3 separate regions of the Homo sapiens genome follow, and all the other regions are linked to region 1. The links are chromatin loops, found by intact Hi-C in ENCODE. Cell type or tissue: dorsolateral prefrontal cortex. All regions are shown on one strand. Links, peaks and the distances in the headings refer to the core of each region. The heading gives the core; the rest is flanking DNA.

The links. Hi-C counts contacts between places; a loop is a spot of excess contacts. Peaks named below come from ENCODE experiments on the same cell type or tissue, not always from the same donor. Only the 100,000 strongest peaks of a DNase experiment are listed, where the experiment ranks them.
Region 2: it touches region 1 in a loop (1.8-fold over the local background); 1 of 110 quality-filtered maps calls a loop at or near these places.
Region 3: a loop joins it to region 1, with 2.0 times the contacts of the local background. A loop is called at or near these places in 1 of 110 quality-filtered maps.

The regions. Positions count from the first base shown.
Region 1 is chr9:132,016,558-132,021,557 of GRCh38, reverse strand. The region is part of intron 2 of MED27 (mediator complex subunit 27); the gene reads left to right. Among named protein-coding and RNA genes, the nearest start is that of MED27, 61 kb to the left of the region's middle. In dorsolateral prefrontal cortex, for the core only: CTCF peaks have their summits at 2,338 and 2,537; a DNase peak (open chromatin) is centred at 2,467; H3K27ac peaks cover 408 bases.
Region 2 is chr9:132,135,320-132,146,230 of GRCh38, reverse strand. No RefSeq gene overlaps it. Among named protein-coding and RNA genes, the nearest start is that of NTNG2, 21 kb to the left of the region's middle. RefSeq lists an enhancer at 9,166-9,679. In dorsolateral prefrontal cortex, for the core only: no CTCF peak of the experiment used is centred there; DNase peaks (open chromatin) are centred at 4,459 and 4,760; H3K4me3 peaks cover 1,051 bases; H3K27ac peaks cover 1,441 bases.
Region 3 is chr9:131,958,346-131,963,345 of GRCh38, reverse strand. The region is part of intron 3 of MED27 (mediator complex subunit 27); the gene reads left to right. Among named protein-coding and RNA genes, the nearest start is that of MED27, 120 kb to the left of the region's middle. In dorsolateral prefrontal cortex, for the core only: a CTCF peak has its summit at 1,931; DNase peaks (open chromatin) are centred at 1,658 and 2,075; H3K4me3 peaks cover 1,329 bases; H3K27ac peaks cover 3,383 bases.

The sequences.
Region 1 (5,000 bases), core at 1-5,000:
TGTGAAGTGAGAGGGGGCTCCTGGGAGACAGGAAAACACCAATTTTTATATACCCTCGTCTGTCTTTTCTTAGCTGCTCATCTTCCCTTTTTTTCCCTTTCTTCTGTTGTCTTTCTCTTTCCCTTTACAAATAATAATCCCTATGATGGTTGTTTCTTCCATTGTTAGCCACATTTTAGTTTGCTTTGTTAGTGAATTCATTCAGATATGTGAGTCATTCTCCTTCTATTGGACTGGCACCTTTGAAGGATGATAACATGCATACAGCTGTAGTGTAAACAGGAGCAGTTGTGGAGAAAGTCCTATTAATAAAGGTGCAAATTCTGGGGAGTTGCAGTAGAACAATCTAAACAACCCTAACCATTACAGATATTTAAGAAAGAAAAGGGCTGCTATCCATCGTCTCTGTTTACTTCTTGGATAGCTTTTGAAGTTTGGACATTTGAGCACTAATATGTAGGGAAGAAAGAAACTCAAATGGCATTTAGCATATAAATAATGCCACAGTGGAGCAGGAAGCGCAGCCCTGATTTGCTGTCCTGCTTTCCTAGTAATTGAAGGAGCTGTGAAACCGAGCTTCCAGGAGAGAACAAATAGGCAAGTAAATTGGAGGCTTCCTTCTTATGGTTTATTGATGCTGTTTTGACCAAGTAAAAAGATTATTTACCCATAAAAGCTCAAGTCTAAGGTGTTTTTTTCTAAACTATTGGCTATTTGAAAGAAGCATTAGGAGATAAAAGGAGGAAAGAAGCTAATATCATCATCTGATATTTAGATTAAAACCCAAGCAAAACAATTAGATTTATGGTATTTTTCTGTAGCTGTTTTCCTTGGCACAGATAATACCAGACAAGCTTGCCTGTTTTTTGCTTGGAGTTATGTTCAAAAGAAGAACCAGAACTCTATTGTAATACATGATTCTTTCTCATTAGCTGGAAACAAAACATATTTCAGTAATGAGGGGCAAAGGTCCTTGCAACTCACAGTGGTGACAAAGTTTCCTGATGTTGCAGAAATCTTAGTTCTAGTTGAAAGCTTAATGGTCTGGGGAAACATGACTATGTGAGACTCTCAGATTAGCACCCTACCTTGCAGTGTCGCAACACACATCCCAGCTGTATGGGGTGTGACTTGATTCAGGTGTACACAGTGTGGATTGTTCCAGGTGTCATGGGTCCTTAGGTTGTGGCTGTGGGCTTTGGTGTGTTCTGTTATACATTGGAAGGATTTTCAGTGCACTTACGCCAGCCACCTCTGGCTGTTTTGGTCAGTGATCTACAGGGGAAGTGGCACTGGTGTCCTTGCTTGCTATCATTATATATAACATACATTTGCAAAGAGAATTCTTCAGTAGAAACAGAGTATACATGTGGAATCTCCTAGAAACCCGTTAGACAGAAGCACAACTGCTCTGTGACACAGCCATATCAAAACTGCTAGGAAGGTTCAACATGCCACTGTGCATCTGGAATTTAGATTTTCTGATGAAACTATGGTTTCTTGATTTCTTTTCTCTAAAGTATTTAACTGTGAATATTAAAACTTGAAGACAACAGAGTTTAAAACTTCTTCAAACTCACCACCTAACACATGACTGGAGTCAGTGGGAGGGAAAAGCATGCAACGTCTCAGCGCCTGCAGGAGGGCAGAGTGAAGAGTTCTATCATGACAAGCAGGAGCCAGGAGAGGCTGGTGATGGGAACGTGGCTGCCTGCTTGGCATGGGCCAGCTCTCATCCAGGGGGGATCGCTGTGTTCTGTTGCCGAAGGGAAGATAAACATCAGTACCTCCAGTTAGAAAGATGCAGCATACCTATCCCCGCGGGACAGAGCTATTAAGGCAAACCCTGTATGGCCCACCGTCCTCCTGCGAATGGTGTGACCTGAGGTCAGTGACCTCTTTAAGGCTGGCATCTCCTCTCATGTGAAATGGGGTTGTGGGTAGGGGGGAAGATTGGCATCTACTTTGGCCTTTCTCTATTGTTAAATTCTGTGATTTGAAGTCATCTAGGGGCAGTCCCTATGGACCCCTTTTCTTTTGAGCTTGGTCCAAGCTCAAGCCTGTGAACATACCCACTTTCTGGGCAACTGGAATAAGAGGAAAAAAGGTTTCTTCTGTGGTTCTATCTTGACAGTGAGCACCTAGAAAGCAGTGTGTTTGCTTTCGTAAGAGGCCAGCCATAAGAGGACTGTCAGATGGAGGCAGTCTGTTCTAGATTGGTTGCAGTGCCAAGCCAAGCCAGCATTCCCATGAATCTGCCAGTCTACTTGTTAGCTGACAAATTCATTAGCATCACCTGTATTCAATGCACTATCCTGGACATTGTACAGAATAGAGTCATCAATAACAAGGTCTGTGCCCTAGAGATAAGACTCCCTGGGTGGCAGCTTCACTCCCAGACCCAGGAATAACACAAGGCTGTCTTTTCTGGGCGTTTTTCCCAGTACAGACCGGAGCTTTGTGCTTGGAGAAGGAAATTGGCCTAGAGTGACTGGCAGAGGAGATGGTGGGGCTCCCTACCCCCTTGATCTCTTCTGCCCTCCTGTGGGTCCTCTGGTCTAAGCCAGACAGAATTTATTATAACTTAATTCTATGCCATTCTTTGCCTTTATATGTAATTATATGCAAAGTGATTTAAAAAAAAAATAAAGTGAATCATAACTTACGTCCAGGAGAGCTCTTTTTTCCCCTTTACCCTTAAAGAAGCCTTTGGTGAATCTTGAGAAAGGAATAGTGATTTTCATAGTGAGAAGAATCAAATCTTGATTGATCTGGCTTATAAGTTTTGAGGTTTTCAAATGTCAGGTTCTCTTAAAGTGGGATTCGGGCCAGATGGCAAGGGTAGAGCAGTGCTGCATATGATGGGATGCTGTAGCAGGGACCCCAGGGAGGCTCCAGCATACACTTCAGCTTTTAAGTACTAGGCCTAATTGAATGCCACTGGCTTCATTAGTATATTGAACATGATCGGTGTGATGAATTTCCTTCTGTTCTCTTTTCAAACTTTGGTCCAGTGCAAAACATTAACCTATGAATATTTTGGGGCGGGTAGAAGCATTCAGAACAATGCAGAAGACATCATGCAAGTGGAGAATGAACGGGAGAGGGGTGATTGCTCATCTGATTTCTTGAACTCAAGATTTAAGTCAGAAACTTTGCATTTGAATCCTGTTTTTATCATTTCCTTTTATATCATTTGCTTCCAGTATTTGTTGTTATTTGTAATTTGAAGCGTATTAAAGCTAATTGAATTTGGACTCCCAGTAGTTTGGACTCTTTAAAAGAGGATTCTGTAAAGACCTTGGCTATCCAACAGAAAAAGATTTGTTAAGTCTCTTGTATTAATGTTGTAGGGACATTCCTTCACATCAAATACCTTTCTACCTTTAGAAATACAAAGGAATTGAATTTTAGAGTTTGGGGGTCCTCAGAGAAAATGTCATGCATATTTTCTAGAGAGGGACAGGAGATGTGTAAGGTCACCCAGTTTGGTAGCAGCAAAGCCCAGGAGCACATTTCCAAAGAGGCTGCTGGTTACAGAGGCGCTTCCTCTCCCACTTACATTTCGTCAGGACCCTGCCTGACAACTTGGAGCCTCTTACGTGTTCAATAAGACTAAAACAGCATTATTTTAAAAACGATTCAGTAGATCAAAGTTTTCCTAATTTTAATTGGTCTTTCCTCAGACCATTATTAATTGTTAAAATTTTCTCAGGTATAGAGGTAATTAGTAGATATAATTGGTTAGAAAGGGCTTTAGGTTGAGAACTGATAGAAAAATCCTAGGTCATTCATAGAAAATAGAAAGTGGAAATTAATGGATAGTGAAATTGTAACTGAGAGAAATACTCTAAAAAATCCAGAGAACACTGCAACACGGAAATGGCTGTTCCTGTGGAGCAGTAACTTAACAGTAAATCACGAACCTTCCCCTCCAACTCAGCACATAAACACTCCCATTCCCCGCACTTGTAAGATATGAAAGTTAAAAGAATAGATCATTTCTCTCCTTCTTTCATTTTTATTCCTCCCGGTTAGTGGAGGATCTTTGATAGAAAAATCACAATAGAACTTTGATAAGTTGCTTTTTGAAATAGACTTGTTTCCATGCTGCAGACATTTGGAGAGAAGTATGTTTATTGAAATATATTTTTATAGAAAATATTACAGAACCTGTAATTGAGAACTTATGGCGGTATTTTGGGGAGTTATATGTTTCTAATGTTAATTTGTAGATTCACTCTGAACTCCCTTCTGCTGTTTTAGAACCATTGGCTGAGTGAACATTTTCCAGGAGCCTCTTCAGATCTAAACTGTGTTGCATGGAATGGAGTTTTGGTGCTTAAATAATGTATAATCCAGTTGGACAGGAGCTGCCTGTCAGTTTTATTAACTTTGACCTTTTCTCCCATTATAAAGGTGGTTCAGTAAATATTTAATGGGCCCCTTATAGATCTTGACAGTCAGAGCCGTGTTCCTGGAAACTGGGATACATATATATGATTAACAAGTGCTGCTTAATCCTTATGAGTCAGCTCTCAAGGGCAGATTTTGTTTTGGGGGAAGAAGAGTCCTTCCACCTATGTGTGCTGTTAGAGGTGCACTGTACACTGAGAGCATCCAAGATGGTTGAGGTTTCAGAGGAACCCTTTAAAAGACAGATAGCAGTTAGCGTACATTTCTGCTGTTTTGGGTTTTTGTTTGTTTGTTTGTTTGAGCAAATGATCAAAATGATGCCGGGTGGGCAAAATCACCCTGCCACTCTGCATAGTTAGCAGGCCTCCTCCACTCAAAGAGTCAGCAGGGCTGGAATGGCTGAGCTTGCATGGACCCTAGTAAATACAAAGGAGGAAAGCCAAAAGGAGAGTCGATTCCTTGAGCCAGGAGGAGGCCCCTGCCAAGCTGTCTTTCCCTGTAATTCCATAAAGCCCCATGCATATTGCACTCATTGCAAATTCTGGCAGGGAAGATCGAAACCCAAGTAGCTGACATTTTGAAAC
Region 2 (10,911 bases), core at 2,324-7,323, 120 kb before region 1:
GCTGGACCCGTTATTAAAGTGGAGCCCTTGGATCAGCCTCATCCCTGTGAGTGACAGGGTGGCACTGGCTGCCCGAGGCACAGGAGTCCCTGGGAATCATGAGTGGCGTCAGGCCTACCGCAGAGCCTCTGCAGCCATTCTGTCCAGCGTTCTCCACTGCCACTGCACGAGGACGCACAAGGACAGCGGGAACCCTTTCATCTGGGAGTGAGTTGAACCTGGTGGTTAAGGACGAGGCACTGGGGACAAAGGGAACTGAGTTCCAATCCCCGCTCGGCTAGTAACTGGCCGTTCCACCTAGAATGAGTCAATTCTCATGTCTGTGACTCCATTTTCATATCTCTAAAATGGGCGTGACAGCACATCCCATCAACAGTTGTGTACTGATCAAATGAAGAAATATATGCAAAGCATTGAGCCCATAGCAGGCAAGGGATACATGGCTACTTTTTTTTTCTTTTTTTCTTTTTTTGATGGAGTCTCCGTCTATCGCCCAGGCTGGAGTGCAGTGGTGTGATCTTGGCTCACTGCAACCTTCGCCTCCTGGGTTCAAGTGATTCTCCTGCCTCAGCATCTGGAGTAGCTGGGACTACAGGCACGCGCCACCAAGCCCGGTTAATTTCTGTGTTTTTCGTACAGATGGGGTTTCACCATGTTGGCCAGGCCGGTCTTGAATTCCTGACCTCAGGTGATCCTCCCACCTTGGCCTCCCAAAGTGCTGGGATTACAGGCGTGAGCCACCGTGCCCGGCCGATACATGGCTACTTTCTAGTGAGCTCTTCTACAGAACTACAGTCAACTTTTTGGGAATATACCTGTTGGATAAAGTGAGGGATTCTTTTAATATTTGGCACGTTGTTAAAATTGTTTATGTTAGCCAATTGCTAAATATGGGTAAAACGCTGTGTGTGCACCTCTGTGTGAGTGTGATGTATGCATGAGAGCGAGAGACAGAGAGACAGAGAGAGAGATTCATGATGCAGATGAAGTTGGAGCTAGCTTTGGAGCCAGGCTGAGGGCTTGAGTCAGCCTTTTCCACTTACTAGCCATGTGACCTTGGGTGAGTCATTTCACCTCCTCTCATCTCAGTTTCCTCGATAACACACCGTCTTTGCAGGGTTGTTGAGGAAATTAAAATGACACAAGTTTGGAAAGAACCTAACGTCCATCAGTCTCTTGAAAGATCAACAGCTGCTGCTGAGTACAAAGTGAGATCCTGGAACAGAAAAAGGACATTCGTGGAAAAACAGATGAAATCCAACGTCTGGAGTTTGGTCTGTAGCAGCAACAACGCTCTTTTCTCACTTTTGACAGGTGTACTGTGGTTACGTCAGATGATAACATTAGGGGGAACTGGATGAAGGGTTATGGAGAACACTCTGTTCTATCTTTGGAAATTTTCTGTAAATCTAAAATTTTTCCAACATTAAAATACATATATATATACACACACACACGTATATATAAGGTACACATATATGTATATACATATATACATATGTATATATGTGTGTATATATACACATTATATATATACATTATATATATATACATTATATATACACATTTTATATATATATACATTATATATATATATATATATACACATTTTATATATATATGGGCTGAGGAGCTGGTCTAGACTACAGGGGCTGACGAGGCACAACCCAGTGTAATGTGGGGTCTTGGACTGGACCCTGGGTCAAGGGAAAAGATAAAATTACTGAAAAGAGGAGTATTGGGAAAATTAGCAAAACGTGCACAGGGACCATCTCCCGCATAGGGCAGTGGTATGCTATCAGTATTAAATTTCTTGAATCTGATCATTGTCCTGAGGCTGTAAGTGTCCCATTCTTAGATGACACAAGCTGCAAGTAATTTGTGGTGAAGGGACATGATGTCTGCAACTAACTCTAGAAGGAGTCAACAAAACTACAACAGTATAGACTATGTGTGGAGAGAGACAGCAATGTGGCAAGGTGCTCACAAACTGGGAATCGAGGGAAAGGTACACAGGAATTAATTTTGCTATACTTGCATAGGTTTGACATGTTTTCAAATTACAAAGTAAGGCCAGACGTGGTGACTCACGCCTGTAATCCCAGCACTTTGGGAAGCTGAGGTGGGAAAATCACCTGAGGTCATGAGTTTGAGACCAGCCTGGCCAACATGGTGAAACACCGTCTCTACTAAAAATGCAAAAATTAGCTGGGCATGGTGGTGGGCACCTGTAATCCCAGCTATTCAGGAGGCTGAGGCAGGAGAATCATTTGAACCCGGAAGGCGGAGGTTGCAGTGAGCCAAGATCATGCCATTGCACTCCAGCCTGGGCAACAAAAGCGAAACTCCATCTCAAAAAAAAAAAAAAAAGTAAGAATTACGTTTAAATTAAAAGAACCTGGTGTTTGCTACATAGGCAGCACATTAAATATTATGCACACAATATTAGAATTTTATCTTAATAGTTATTATTCAAATATGCCTTGAATCCTTCTCCAAGAGGGGCTCTGAGCTGGGGGCCCCAGAAAAGGTGGGGGTGAGTCAGCCAGCCCCAGCTTCAGTCAGGGTGAAGGCCATGTCCTGGGACTATAGCCAGGTGACAGTAAGACTTCATCTCTGATGCCCAGCCCCTGGCAGTGTGCCCTCACACAGGAGATGCCCGCTCGGGAGCTGCAGGATGATTACACAAAACAAACCAGTGGATATGAAGCCAGATGCTTTGGATGCCACAGAGCGGTTCGGGGCCCAGCCAGGGCAGGAGGAGGTCTCTCGGATGGATGTTCTACCCTCCCTGTCCTTTGCAGCCACTCAGGAGCATTTAAGGGCAGCTGAAGCTCCTGCCAGCATCTGAGGTCCCGGCCAGCACAGCCATCAGGTTCTGGGCTATTCATTATTTAGGACAAGGTCTGGGGTTGGGTGGGGTGGGAGAAAGGAGTGGCTTGGGGGTCACTGCTGGTTCCCATTGAGCCCCATAGACACCTGCTTTGCCAAGTCACTGGTGTTAACGACGGCAATTGGGTTAGGAGGGCATAATTAGATAATTCAATTGCTTTCTGCAGAGAGTTCCTGTTTAATTAAAGGGCACTGAAGACAGAGCTGGGAGGCTGGGGAAGACCAGATTGATTGTCTAGAGGGACTGGGGCAGTCTGGCAAGATGGGGAGTGCTGAGCCAGGCTGAGCTGTAGCTGCCCCAGGCAAGGGCGGTGCAGGGAGCACCAGCTCGCTTCCACAACAGGGGTCGAAGCCAGTCACAGCCACGTAAGAGCAAAGCGGGAGATCCCGTTTATGTGCAGCAGAAGATAGTCGGATCCTCTTGAATGAACTTCTAGCCTCAGAATCAAAAGCTTTCAAATACATTTGCATTTACGTAAACACCATATCCTATAGTCTGCCAGTCTCTAGCTGTGTGAACCTGGGAAGTTGCTTCACTTCTCTGAGCCTCAGTTTCCCCATCAAGATCACAAGGTAAGGAATGTACCTGCTGGGTAAAGTCAGCTTTGTACAAACTTTTTTATATTAGCTAATCACTAAATATGGCCATGAAGCTCTGTGTGTGTGGTGTGTGTGTGTGGTGTGTGTGTGGTGTGTGTGTGTGCGGTGTGTGTGCGGTGTGTGTGTGCTGTGTGTGTGTGGTGTGTGTGTGGGGGGTGTGTGTGGTGTGTGTGTGTGTGGTGTGTGTGTGTGTGTGTGTGGTGTGTGTGGCTGGTTATTATTCGGGACATACCTGATGAAGTCATGCTCCTAGTGATGGGAAGTGCAGCTGCTATCACACTTCCATCCCGGAGCATGTGAGGATGAAGCCCTCAGACCACGCCCAGTGCCTGTGCAGCACCCAGTGAATGTCAATTACATTTAAAGAAGAAAAGTTACGTAACACATCTCAGACCTGGAGAAGAAAATTCCTGCAAAATACCCGGTGTAATCACATGTATTATGAAATATCAGCCCAAGAACCCCACTCCCAAGACAAATAGACATGTTTGAATGTTCTCTTCCCCTCCTGATCATTTTTAAAGACAATTGAGAGTTGCTTGTAATTAAATAGGGCTAAATAACCGAATTATCCTTCATCGAGCATTTATTGAGCGCCTGCTGTGTGCTGGGCCCCAGCAAGCAAAGTGGACGCGGTCTTTATCCTCACGGAGCCCTCATTAAGGGTTGATGGCACTGCAGAAAGGAGGCCCTTCCTAAGAGGCAGATGGAGAGCAAAGATGCCACAGGGGCAAGAAACAGGTAAAAAGTGCTAGGGAGTGATTTTTGCTCCCACCGGGACAGGCAAAACAATGAGCCCGACTGGGTTCTCTGCACTTCCTTCTCCTACACATCTTCCTCAAAGCACAGAGCCGCTGCTCCGCCATGACCAGCGCCCGCGTCCGGAGCCCTGCACAGGGGTTAATATTTTTAATTGGCGCTTTCCCAGGTTGCGGTTGGCATGTTCCCCAGCTGGAGCTGCCGTGGAGCTGACGGGCTCCTGGGGCGCCTGCCCCTGCGGGCTTCTCACTCTGCCTTCCCTCGTGAATGGTTTCCTTTCAGCTGCCCTATTGAAGCGGTCCCTTCATTCTCTCTGTGTCATCTCTCTGCTGCCATCTTATTAGGGAAAGCTAAGCCCTCTCCCGTGGGGTCAGGCATTGTCCCCTTCTTCCCAGAAACCACCGTGGCGTTCAGCTACAAAATAAAACCGTAAAAAAGGCTCATTCTGCCTGCTACCTGGCTGGGGTGGGAGGGGAAGCACTTTCTGAGCTGCCCGGGCGCAGGCGTCTGGGGAGCGGGTAAACAATGGTGACAGTCCTTAGGCAAGTGAGTGGCAGAAACTCTGGCCCAGTTCCCTCCAGAGGGAATCATTCTGGGGAAGAATTCATGCTTCGGAGAGCTTCAGGGTAAAGGGTGAGCCCACACAGTAGCAAGTACAGAAATAAAGAGTAAGTGGCTGTGCATGGAGAATGTTTAAGGGTCATGAATATTAATAGTGTTGTTCCTCATAGACCTATGAGCAGGGCTCTAATTAATCATTTTTAATGGCAGCTTTGTTCCCATTTTCTTTTATTTTCTTTCTTTCTTTCTTTCTTTATTTTTTGAGACAGAGTTTTGCTCTTGTCACCCAGGCTGGAGTGCAGTGGCGTGATTTCTGCTCACTGCAACCTCTGCCTCCCGGGTTCAAGCAATTCTCCTGCCTCAGCCTCCTGAGTAGCTGGGATTACAGGCATGCACCACCAAACCTGGCTAATTTTTGTAGATTTAGTAGAGACTGGATTTCACCACGTTGGTCAGGCTGGTCTCAAACTCCTGACCTCAGGCGATCCACCCACTTTGGCCTCCCAAAGTGCTGGGATTACAGGCGTGAGCCACCGCTCCCCGGCCTGCTCCCATTTTCATACTGCATTTTGTTTTATCAACAAGTCTCCCAAGGGCCTTTCACCACTGGGGATAATCACTGGAGGTGGCTTCTCCCGTCTATTAAACGAACCTCGCTCCAACCTGCAATCTGATGATCACTCCTGGGTCAGAAAACCTATGAAGCTGCCACAAAGTCCCAGTAATTGCAGAGGTGATGGCCACCTAGGTAATCAACAAGCATTTTAAAGTGCCTCCTGTGCACCCAGGATTGTGCTGAGCTCTGAGGATACAGCTGTGGCTGGCGCAGGCACAGCTGCATCCTCATCAGGGAAGACATTCACAAGCAGTGATCGGCATGTGCAGAGGTCTTGCTTGGGGGTTGTCCAGAGTGTCACGGAGCCCCTCAGGAAAAGGAGCACCAGCCTTGTCCAGGCACAGCAAGGAGGCTTCCTGGAGGAAGTGGCATGAAGCTGAGCCCTAAGGATTGAGTAGGAGTCAACCAGGGGGATGGGAGCACCAGGGCAGAACCAGGAGAGGGGATGGTTTTGAGAGCTGCAAGTCCAGCTGTGATGCAAATCAAGAGTATTTGAGTTGTACACCCGTGTCCTCAGCAGCTTATTCTCAGGAGACAAAAGGTAGAAGCAATCCAAGTGCCCTCCGACAGGGGATGGGTAGACAAAATGTGGTCTATCCAGGCAACGGAATATTATTCTGCCTTAAAGAGAAATGAAGTATTGATCCGTGCTGCAACCAGGATGAACCTTGAAAACATTATGCTAAGTAAAAGCAGCCAGTCACGAAAGGTCATGTATTATATGATCCCATTTATATGAAATATCCAGAATAGGTAAATCCATAGACAGAGAGCAGATTGGTGGTTGCAGGAGGGAGAAGGGAAGTGGGGAGTAACTGCTAATGAATGGATACAGAGTTTTACCTTGGGGTGATGAAGATATTTTGGAACTAGTTAGAGGTTGTGGTGGCACAACTTTGTGAAAGTACTAAATGCCATGGTCACTTTCAAGTGGCTGATTCTTTGTTATGTAAATTTCACCTTAAAGGAAAAAAAAAAAGACAAAAAAGAGTGAGCAAGAAGCCAGGCAAGAAGACACGAGCTGCACGCGGTCTTTAGGCGCCCCCAGCAAGGGGTCCTTCGACACTCTCATGGTCTGGTCACTTGCCCCAGCTTTGCTTTTCCCCTCCCCCACCCTCCCCTCCCCTTTCTTCCCTTTTTTTTTTTTTTAAGATGGAGTTTAGCTTTTGTTCCCCAGGCTAGAGTGCAATGGTGCGATCTTGGCTCACTGCAACCTCCACCTCCCGGGTTCAAGTGATTCTCCTGCCTTAGCCTCCTGAGTAGCTGGGATTACAGGCATGTGCCACCATGCCAGGCTAATTTTGAATTTTTAGTAGAGATGGGGTTTCTCCATGTTGATCAGGCTGGTCTCGAACTCCCGACCTCAGGTTATCCACCCTCCTCAGCCTTCCAAAGTGCTGTGATTACAGGCATGAGCCACTGCACCTAGCCCTTCCCTTCTTTCCTCCCTTCCCCTCCCCTTCTCTTCCTTCTCTTCTTCCCTCCCCTCCTCTCCCCTTCTCTCCCCTCCCCTCCCCTTCCCTCCCCTCCTCTCCCCTTCTCTCCCCTCCCCTCCCCTTCCCTTCCCTTCTTCTTTGATATAGGATCTCACTCTGTCGCCCAGGCTGGAGTGCAGTGGTGCAATCATGGCTCACTGTAGCCTTTATCTCCTTGGGCTCAGGTGATCCTCTCACCTTAGCCTCCCTAGTAGCTAGGACTACAGGTGCATGCCACCCCACTTGGCTCATTCTTTTTTTGTGTGCATATAGGGTTTCACCATGTTGCCCAGGCTGGTCTTGAATTCCTGGCCTTAAAGCAATCTGCCTGCCTTGGCCTCCCAAAGTGCTGGGATTACAGGTATGAGCCACCACAACTGGTCTGCCCCACCATTTCTAATTAAACTCCCAACATCACCCACCAAGAGAAATGCCGTCAAACTCCACAATGACACCAGCCACATTCTCACATCTGCAAGGAATTTTCTAGAAACTGTTGTGATGAATGGCTAGCCATCATATTATTGAGGATCTAATGAGCTAGTGCACAGAAAAGTACTTAAAACAGAGCCTGGTGACGAGTGAAACAGAGTACTGGGCTCTGAGGATACAGGGGTGGCCGGAGCCGACACAGCCCCTCCTTGTCAGAGAAGGCATGCGCAGGCACGTGTAGAGGCCTTGCTTGGGGATGGCCAGCGTGCCATGGGGTGCAATGTCTGATGGAGGGTCAGGCATTTTGTACAGTAACAATAACACGAGTTAGTAATAAGAAGGAGGGAGCACTTCCTTTGTGCCAGCTGCCTGGACCAGACTCATCACCTGTGTTATCCCAGTTAAGCTCCCAGCAGGCTGCCCCACCAATCAGGCACTGTTATCATCCCCAGTTTATGCATAAGGAATTGTGGCTCAGATATGTTAAGTCATTTGCCGAAAATCACACAGCTATGAAGCAGAGTAGCTGGGTGTGAAAATTCAAAGCCCCTCGTCATGCCACTCCATTACTTCCTAAATTACAAACTATTAAAAATGACGGACTCCTTCCCTGGCCCAGCTCTGTCCCCTCTTGCCGTGCTTTGAGATGCTTTCCCTCTGCTTCAAAAGCCTGCACGAGGCCGGGCGCGGTGGCTCACGCCTGTAATCCCGACACTTTGGGAGGCCAAGGCAGGGGGCATCCCTTGAGGTCAAGACTTTGAGACCAGCCTGGCCAACATGGAGAAACCCCATCTCTGCTAAAAAAAAAATACAAAAATTAGCCGGGCTTGGTGGCACGTGCCTGTAATCCCAGCTACTTGGGAGGCTTAGGCAGGAGAATCACTTGAACCCAAAGGCGGAGGTTGCAGTGAGCCAAGATCACGCCACTGCACTCCAGCCTAAGAGACAGAGTGAGACTCTGTCTCAAAACAAAACAAAACAAGACAAAAAAGCCTGCACGGGCCTCTTTTTCACCCTCATTGCTACATCATCAAGCTGTGAGTCAGGGACGAAATGGGTAGGGGCTGCCATGGGGCTTGCAGTCTCTGCCGTGTGTGTTTCTGGCCTGTTCCCGTGTCCTCTTTGGGGATGCGTAAGCCCAGCTTGCCAGTGGTTGTGTTCCTTTCCAGGCTGTAAGGGGCTGTGCTGGCTGCCTTGGAAGCAGCCCTGGGGCCAGTATGAAGTTGAAGATGACATTTCTACCACTGTATTGATGACCCGAGGAGGCGCCTATTAGAAAACGTAAACCGCGGGCAGCAGATACCGTGACTTGGGTATCGATTGGCCATTAAGTGTGTTCCATGTCCCCAGCACAAGCCTGTTCTCCCAGACCAGCCAGGAACAGGCACATTCAGCTTCCTTTAAGTGCCACGAGTGTGTCTCTTTTTTGAAGATTCCCCTCGGGGCTGTCACGGAAGGCGTAATGCAGGGTCCCTGCTCTTCAGAGCTGGTTTCCCAGGACAGGCTGGAGGCCACTGTGGGGTGCTTGCAACAACCAGGCAACTTGTCGGGGCGTGGAACTGCAGCCCCGGTGTCACGGGAAAGGCAGGAACAGCTACAACAGAGGTAGACATTGCAATCGTATAAATAAAAGATGTTGCTGTATGTGAAAACAACTTGACTCACATGACCAGCAACTTCCCCGGCTCCATCTCAGAACCAGCCCTTTTTAATACTGCACTTTTTTGCAACTCATCGGAGGGTAATCAATGGGCTTCAGGCCTCACATTGATCTGAAATATAAATACTAAAAAGATGAGGGCGAGGTGACACTTTTATTGACTTGATTGTAAAGGAAGTCAGAGGAGCTAAGGCAGGCAGCCAACACAATGGCACAAAGTTGCCATGAATTTGAATTCCATAGCAACAGACCAGCCTGAAAACTGCCATTTCCCGAAGTCGAGGAAATCCAGAACTTTCACAGGTGACATTTTTGGGGGTTCTTTGGCAACAACAGGGAGAGAGAGGCTAGGGCACGGCCACCCACACCTGAGGGCCACACTTGCTTGGACCCATGAGGGAGGAAGGAGGGGCTCAGCTGGGCTCAGGAGAGGGCTCCAGGACCTGACCCCAGCGTGGGGGTCACCAAGTAGCCCGCAGCTCCTGGGACAGGTGCTCGGCAGTTGGCCATCCTTTGTGACAGGCAGTGGCTCAGCTCTCAGCCCCCAGCTAGCACTGTGGCTTGCTTGTCCCCTCGTTCCCCCTTAGAGGAGCGCCGCTCTCAGCTCTTCCACTCTCTGGTGTTGTTCAGCTGAGGGAAGGAGGCCTGAAGCAGCGATGGCCCAGAATAATGGGGGCTGGAGGAGGGGCGGCCGGCAGCGAGCACGCAAGAATCCCATTAAGGAACAAAGCTGATCAATACTCACAGCAGCCAGGCAGGTTTAAAAGCCTCTCCATGCAGCCTGCTCCCTGTCAAGGCAGGAGGAGAGGCAGGAGAGCTATCTGGACCCTTCCCTCAGAAGCACCCACTTGGGCAGGGGAGGGAGCCGCAGCCCGCAGGGTGTGCTGCCGGAGCAGGGTTGGTGGACCCCAGGGGATCTGGGGACTCCAGCCGGTCCATGGGAGCCCATCCTAGGCACTTCACAGTCCTGCGCCAGAGGGGCCTTGACATCAGGGTCCTCCCTCCTGCTTTACAGTTGGGGATACTGAGACGTAACAAGGGAAAGGACTTTCCTGAGGTCATGTGGCTGGAAGTTTCCAGGCCTCTGCCTCCAGGTGTAGGTGACTTTCCACTTTAAGGTCTATGAACATGACCATCCCTCTCTCTTTTTACTATGGATGATACCAGTGATCTTAAAACCTACAATGGGCTGGGTGCGGTGGCTCACGCCTATAATCCCAGCACTTTGGGAGGCCAAGGCGGGCAGATCACTTGAGCTCAGGAGTTCGAGACCAGCCTGGCCAACATGGTGAAACCCAGTCTGTACTAAAAATACAAAAACTAGCTGGGTGTGGTGGTGGGTGCCTGTAACCCCAGCTACTCAGGATGCTGACATGGGGGAATTGCTTGAACCTGGGAGGCGGAGGTTGCAGTCAGCCGAGATTGTGCCACTACACTCCAGCCTGGGCAACAAAGCAAGAGGGTCTCAGAAAAAAAAAAAAAATTCTACAACAAATTGATGAAGACCTGCTTGAATTGGCTGTGTGCTCAGGCTGGGCCGAGATCGTGCCACTGGACTCCAGCATGGGCAACAGACAAAGACAGGCTCTGTCTCAAAAAAAAAAAAAAAAAAATCAGCTTTGTTGGCGACAAACAGATACCACAAGCCTTGGTGAGAACAGTATGATGTCATAAGCTCCAAACAAAAGTCTACAAGGATCTGGCTAAGGGGGCCATTCTGGCTCCCTCTCAAACCTGTCCCAAAGTTGAAGTGGCATGTTGGTAAAAGGTTTTTTGTTGTTGTTTTTGTTTTCTGAGACAGGGTCTTGCTCCATCACCTAGGCTGGAATGCAGTGGCATGATTTCAGCTCACCGCAACCTCTGCATCCTGGGTTCAAGCAATTCTTGTGCCTTAGCCTCCCAAGTAGCTGAGATTA
Region 3 (5,000 bases), core at 1-5,000, 58 kb after region 1:
TCTAAACTTAATTTCTGGCCATTTTGTTTCAGAAATGCTAACCTCAGGGGGTCTTTGTTCTCTACGCTAAAACTTAATCTGTTTGGAACAATTCCATTTCCTCTCTGTAGAAATTGACTGGCCATGGCTCCTGTGAATGATACGGTTGCTATTATCCCTGAACACTGTAAAAATGAACTTTGAAACAGTTGGGTAGGACCCAAACAGAAAATGATGTATGGCTTGGAAATAGTTTAGCTGAACATTATGCTTTAATATTTTACTGGCCATTGCAGCACAGGTTTAGAAATTTATGTTCGGCTTTTTAAAGTTTTATTTTTATATTAGAAACTTTCTTGCAAACCAAAATAGATGAATCAAGTGTATTTGAATCAATGCTGAAATGTCGTCCACATCTGTGGAATGAAAATCATTAGCCAGTTACTTAAAATTCAGATAAAATGAAACCATCTTACTATGAACTTCATCCAGCTTTCCTCTTCACTAAAGGAAAGAATGCCAAGAATATTTACAAAAATTTATTTAACAGGATTACTGTTTTATTCCAAAAGATTTAAAGAAAATACCAAAACAGATACTAATTGAGCATAAAATAGCACCCAGCCGGGATGGAGTTGAGTATGTCCAAGCATCCACTTTAAACACAAACTCATGATTTCTTGAATCTGTGTTTGAAAATAGATCAAGCTTTCTCAAAACCTAGTGGGATAATTTCGATTACATGTAAACTATGACCAGAATTTATTGCTGGAAAAGTAAGAGTGGATCAGAATATAATACTCCTATCACAAAAAAAAAAAAATCACACGCCAGGCACAATGGCTCACACCTGTAGTCCCAGCATTTTGGGAGGCTGAGGTGGGTGGATCACTTGAGCCCAGGAATTCAAGAGCAACCTGGACAACATGGTGAAACCCTGTCTCTACCAAAAAAATACAAAAATTAGCTGGGTGTGGTGGCACATGCCTGTAATGCCAGCTACTCAGGAGGCTGAAGTGGGAGGATGACTTGAGCCTGGAAGGCGGAGGTTGCAGTGAGTTGTGATTGTGCCTCTGCAGTCCAGCCTGGGTGACAGAGTCAGACCCCGTCTCAAAAATAAATACATAAATAACAGTGGAAACTTTTCTCCATGTGGCTGTAAGAGTATCTTAAATCTGCCTTTTGGAAGAGTTTATTGGTTCACAATGCTTATCAGTAGCCACATTTTAAATGTCTCTATCTCAGACTAGTGTATGGGGGAAAGAAAACATTCAGAAGGATCTGAGTTCCAGTCCCAGCTTTGCCTACCACTAGATAGAAGTCTTTAAACCAGTCAGCTAGCCTGTCCATCGAGTAACAAATTTAGACTAGCTATCCTCTCAGTTGTCTTCTGTCTCCAGGATTATATGATTCCTTTGGAGATTATCATTATAATTCTTAAATCTATCAACTTTTGGAATATATTTCCAAACATGGATTGATTCACTGAAGTGCCTTTCACTTCATGGAGAAAATAGCGCTAAGGGTGCACAGCACATATTGTCATCTTTCAGAGAGAGAGAGAGCAGAAGAAGGCTTTTTAGCTGTAGAGTGTTTAGGGCCCCTGTGGATATGGCCAGGCTGTGCTACCCTAAGTGGGAAGGGACTGTAGAAAGCAGCGCCTCCCCAGCATGAGGCTCCTTCGCTAGTTCACGAAAGCAGCGGTTCTGTCCTGTGCCCTGCTGCCTTCATCAGGCCTTGAAACACAGAGGCCAATGGTCAGCCATTATTTACAGTGGAAATCTGGAAAAACACTATTTCCCAGGGCTGTCAGCGGACCCTCAGAACCTTCATGAAGATGATGAAAAGTTTCCAAGTCCTGCTGATACTCATACTACAGCTAATCAAGTGTAAATGCTTTACGTTGTTTAACAACAGAAAACATGCTATACTGTTCTGAACTCAACAAAGAAAGAAACCTTTGAATTAAGGCTGAAAAATATCAGAGAGCATTTCAGGCAGGGAAAAAATCCTGTTCTGTGTTTGGGATGTGATTACCCAGAGCCGCCGCCCAGACAGCTTCAAGCTTCTGTCTCTGAAACAAGCAGCCATTGTGTTGCCTTCTTGCCTGCTGCGACATATGCCACGTGCGGGCCATTTTTACGGGCATGTGATGGGTTTCAGTGTCAAGACTGTTGCCCAGTGGGCAAAACCCTCACTTACTTTGGAGGGTTAAAAATGTTGATAAGCAAGAGCTCAGCCTCCTTGTTTTCGTACCCATTTAGATCAGCAGAGACCTCTCTAATGACACTCTTCTCCAGTTTCCCTGAGCTGTGGCAGGAATAATTCCACTCATAATGAGGCAGGTGTCCAGCTTTAACCCTGCATGCCTCTACAGGCGGTCATTTCTTCGACTCTCCTGGCAGCCTCTCCTCTGCTAGCATTCTTCCCATTGTTACGTTTTGCCTAATATTTAACCTCAGTGTTTCCTGCTGTCACTCTGTCTTATTATTCTCATCGACTGAGGATAATTGATCTGTCTTCACTCAGCAACTTCCATTTGCATGTTTTAGGAGTAGCTGTGTCATCTCATCTCTTATTTTGTGGTAGACACTCTCCCCTTGTTGTTAAGGCTTTGTATACCTGTGTTCAAAGGGATTACTGGCTGTATTCATCTTCTGTACATACGCTCCAATTTGTCATCCCTCATTATTATTCATGTTGGTACTACACGTGTTTTTACCAAAATGGAATGATTATCTCCCATTTTACATGTAATCCTTTATATTAACACAATTCTAAGCAGTTGACTTTAACGCTGTTGCATTGTTGACTCATTCACAGTGTGATTCACTACAGTCTCTGTCAAGACAAAGGTGAGATCTGAGTGAGAGAGACTCTTTGCTGGATCATTATGAGCCACGTCCCTAGCTCTTGAACTGTACCCACTCAAATATTTCTTGTGTGCACGAGCGCACACACACACCCCACTTCACAAGTCAGAGCGTCAAGCTACAGCCTTCATGGGGTAGGTGCATATGGTGATATTTGGAGCATTAAACGGAGTGATTGATACGACACAACTGAATCTGAGTTACAGCTGCATCTGTTAATTGTAACAGATCTCCTGTTTACAAGAGTGGGTGTCTGAAATTTAAGAATTCGAAGACCTGCATGCTTATATTCCTGGCTTCTATTTCTAAAGCCGTTGACATTTAAGTAAATAATTGTTTTTATCTGTTCTATTCTGAGATCCTCAAGTGAAAGACAGATGAGGTATGTGCCCTTTAATTACACATGCCCTCTGAGCATCCTACACAGCCACATTAGGGCAGCCTACTCAGCTACAGCAAATATTCATTTGTGAACTGTAGTGTTCCTGTAAATTTCCTTGATTACAAAATTTGTTTCCTGGGGTTCTTGTTAAAATACTCATCTTTAGTCCTCAGGCTTAGTTGCAATAGTTCCTTCTAGTTACAAGTTTCTTCAGAAATTTCTAGTAATGGGCCCCCCTAGATAGTGGCAAAGAACACGTATTTTATGCCAGAATGGTACTTGGAATTGTTCTGCTGTTATATACTGATAGATTTCACTGAAATCTATCAAGCATAATAGATTCCAGTTATTCCCAGAGGTTAAGAAATAGGGTATTCTGATTAATTTGAGTTTTCTGGAATAATTACCGTATGTACCATTCAAAGATGGACAGTCTTTATAACTGTATAATTGCTTCTTTGTGCATGTAGTAAGCTTTAGGAAATGTGTATCGAACTGACTAGAGCTGGAAGGACCCTTAGAGATTACCTTGTCTAAAGAAGAGGAAACCGAAGCCAGAGGGCTGGGTGATTTGCCCGCTGTGGCCCTCTGTACAAGGAGGAGGGCCAGGATGGAATCTAGACTTTTCCAGAGCGGCGCCAGGATTTTTTCAGCTGATTACACTGCCCTATATGCTTTGGGTTAAGGTGAGGTGGTGGAGAAAACTGTGGCAAAAGACCCAGTTACTTGGATTCTGGGTCAGAGTTCAATGTACTGAGTTATCTTCATCATATAACTGACCACTTAGTGCGGGTATACATGTGTGTTGTACAGGAAATGTGCCAGGCTCCTTCCATGCCTTACGCATTTAGTCTTCACAGCCACCTTATGAAAGAAGATACTGTTATTGTCCTCACTTCAAAATGAGAGTTGAAGCCCAGTAACTCACCTACTTCATAGAGCTGGGAATTGGACCAAGGCAGTTGGACGCCTGATTTCATGATCTAAACTACAGCACTGTCTTCCTGTTTTATTAATTGTTCCCATTCAACATGAAAAGAATTTTCTATCCAAAAATTGTTTTGAGGGAAATATCTTACTTCAGTAGTAATGTACAGGTTTAAATATGTCAAAAATGTTTTCTCTATTCAAACACATGTGAAACTCTTAATAGTCCAGACAGGCAAATAAAGAGCCAAAGGGCTTCACAGGATGAGGTTGTCCTGCTGAAATTCTGCTCAGCACGTGGAGTCTGCGTCTCCTCTCCAGCTATCTCTGAACACGTTCACGTCCATTTTCACCCAGGTCGTAGCTGTAAAGACCGGTCACAGGCTCAGATGGGAATGCAGCAATGATTATAAAACCAAGCTTGGTGCCTGAGTCTTTCAGGACTGTAGTTTCAACAGGCACAGGTGATACAGCAGCTGCTGAACCTCATCTGGTTTGGCACCACGGTGGGAGCTGATGGCCTCCCTAGCACTGACACAGCCTGCAGAGCAAAGCAACCTGAGTTCTCATCACCTGAGTCCCTAGGAGATCCTGTCTCTTGCCTTGTCTAACCAAGACTTATTAAAAACCACTTAATTTGGCCGGGTGCAGTGGCTCACGCCTGTAATCCCAACATTTTGGGAGGCTGAGGCAGGTGGATCACGAAGTCAGGAGTTCGAGACCAGCCTGACCAACATAGTGAAACCTTGTCTCTACTAAAAATACAAAAAAATTAGCCAGGCACGGTGGCGCACGCCTGTAATCCCAGCTACTCAAGAGGCTGAGGCAGGAGAATCGCT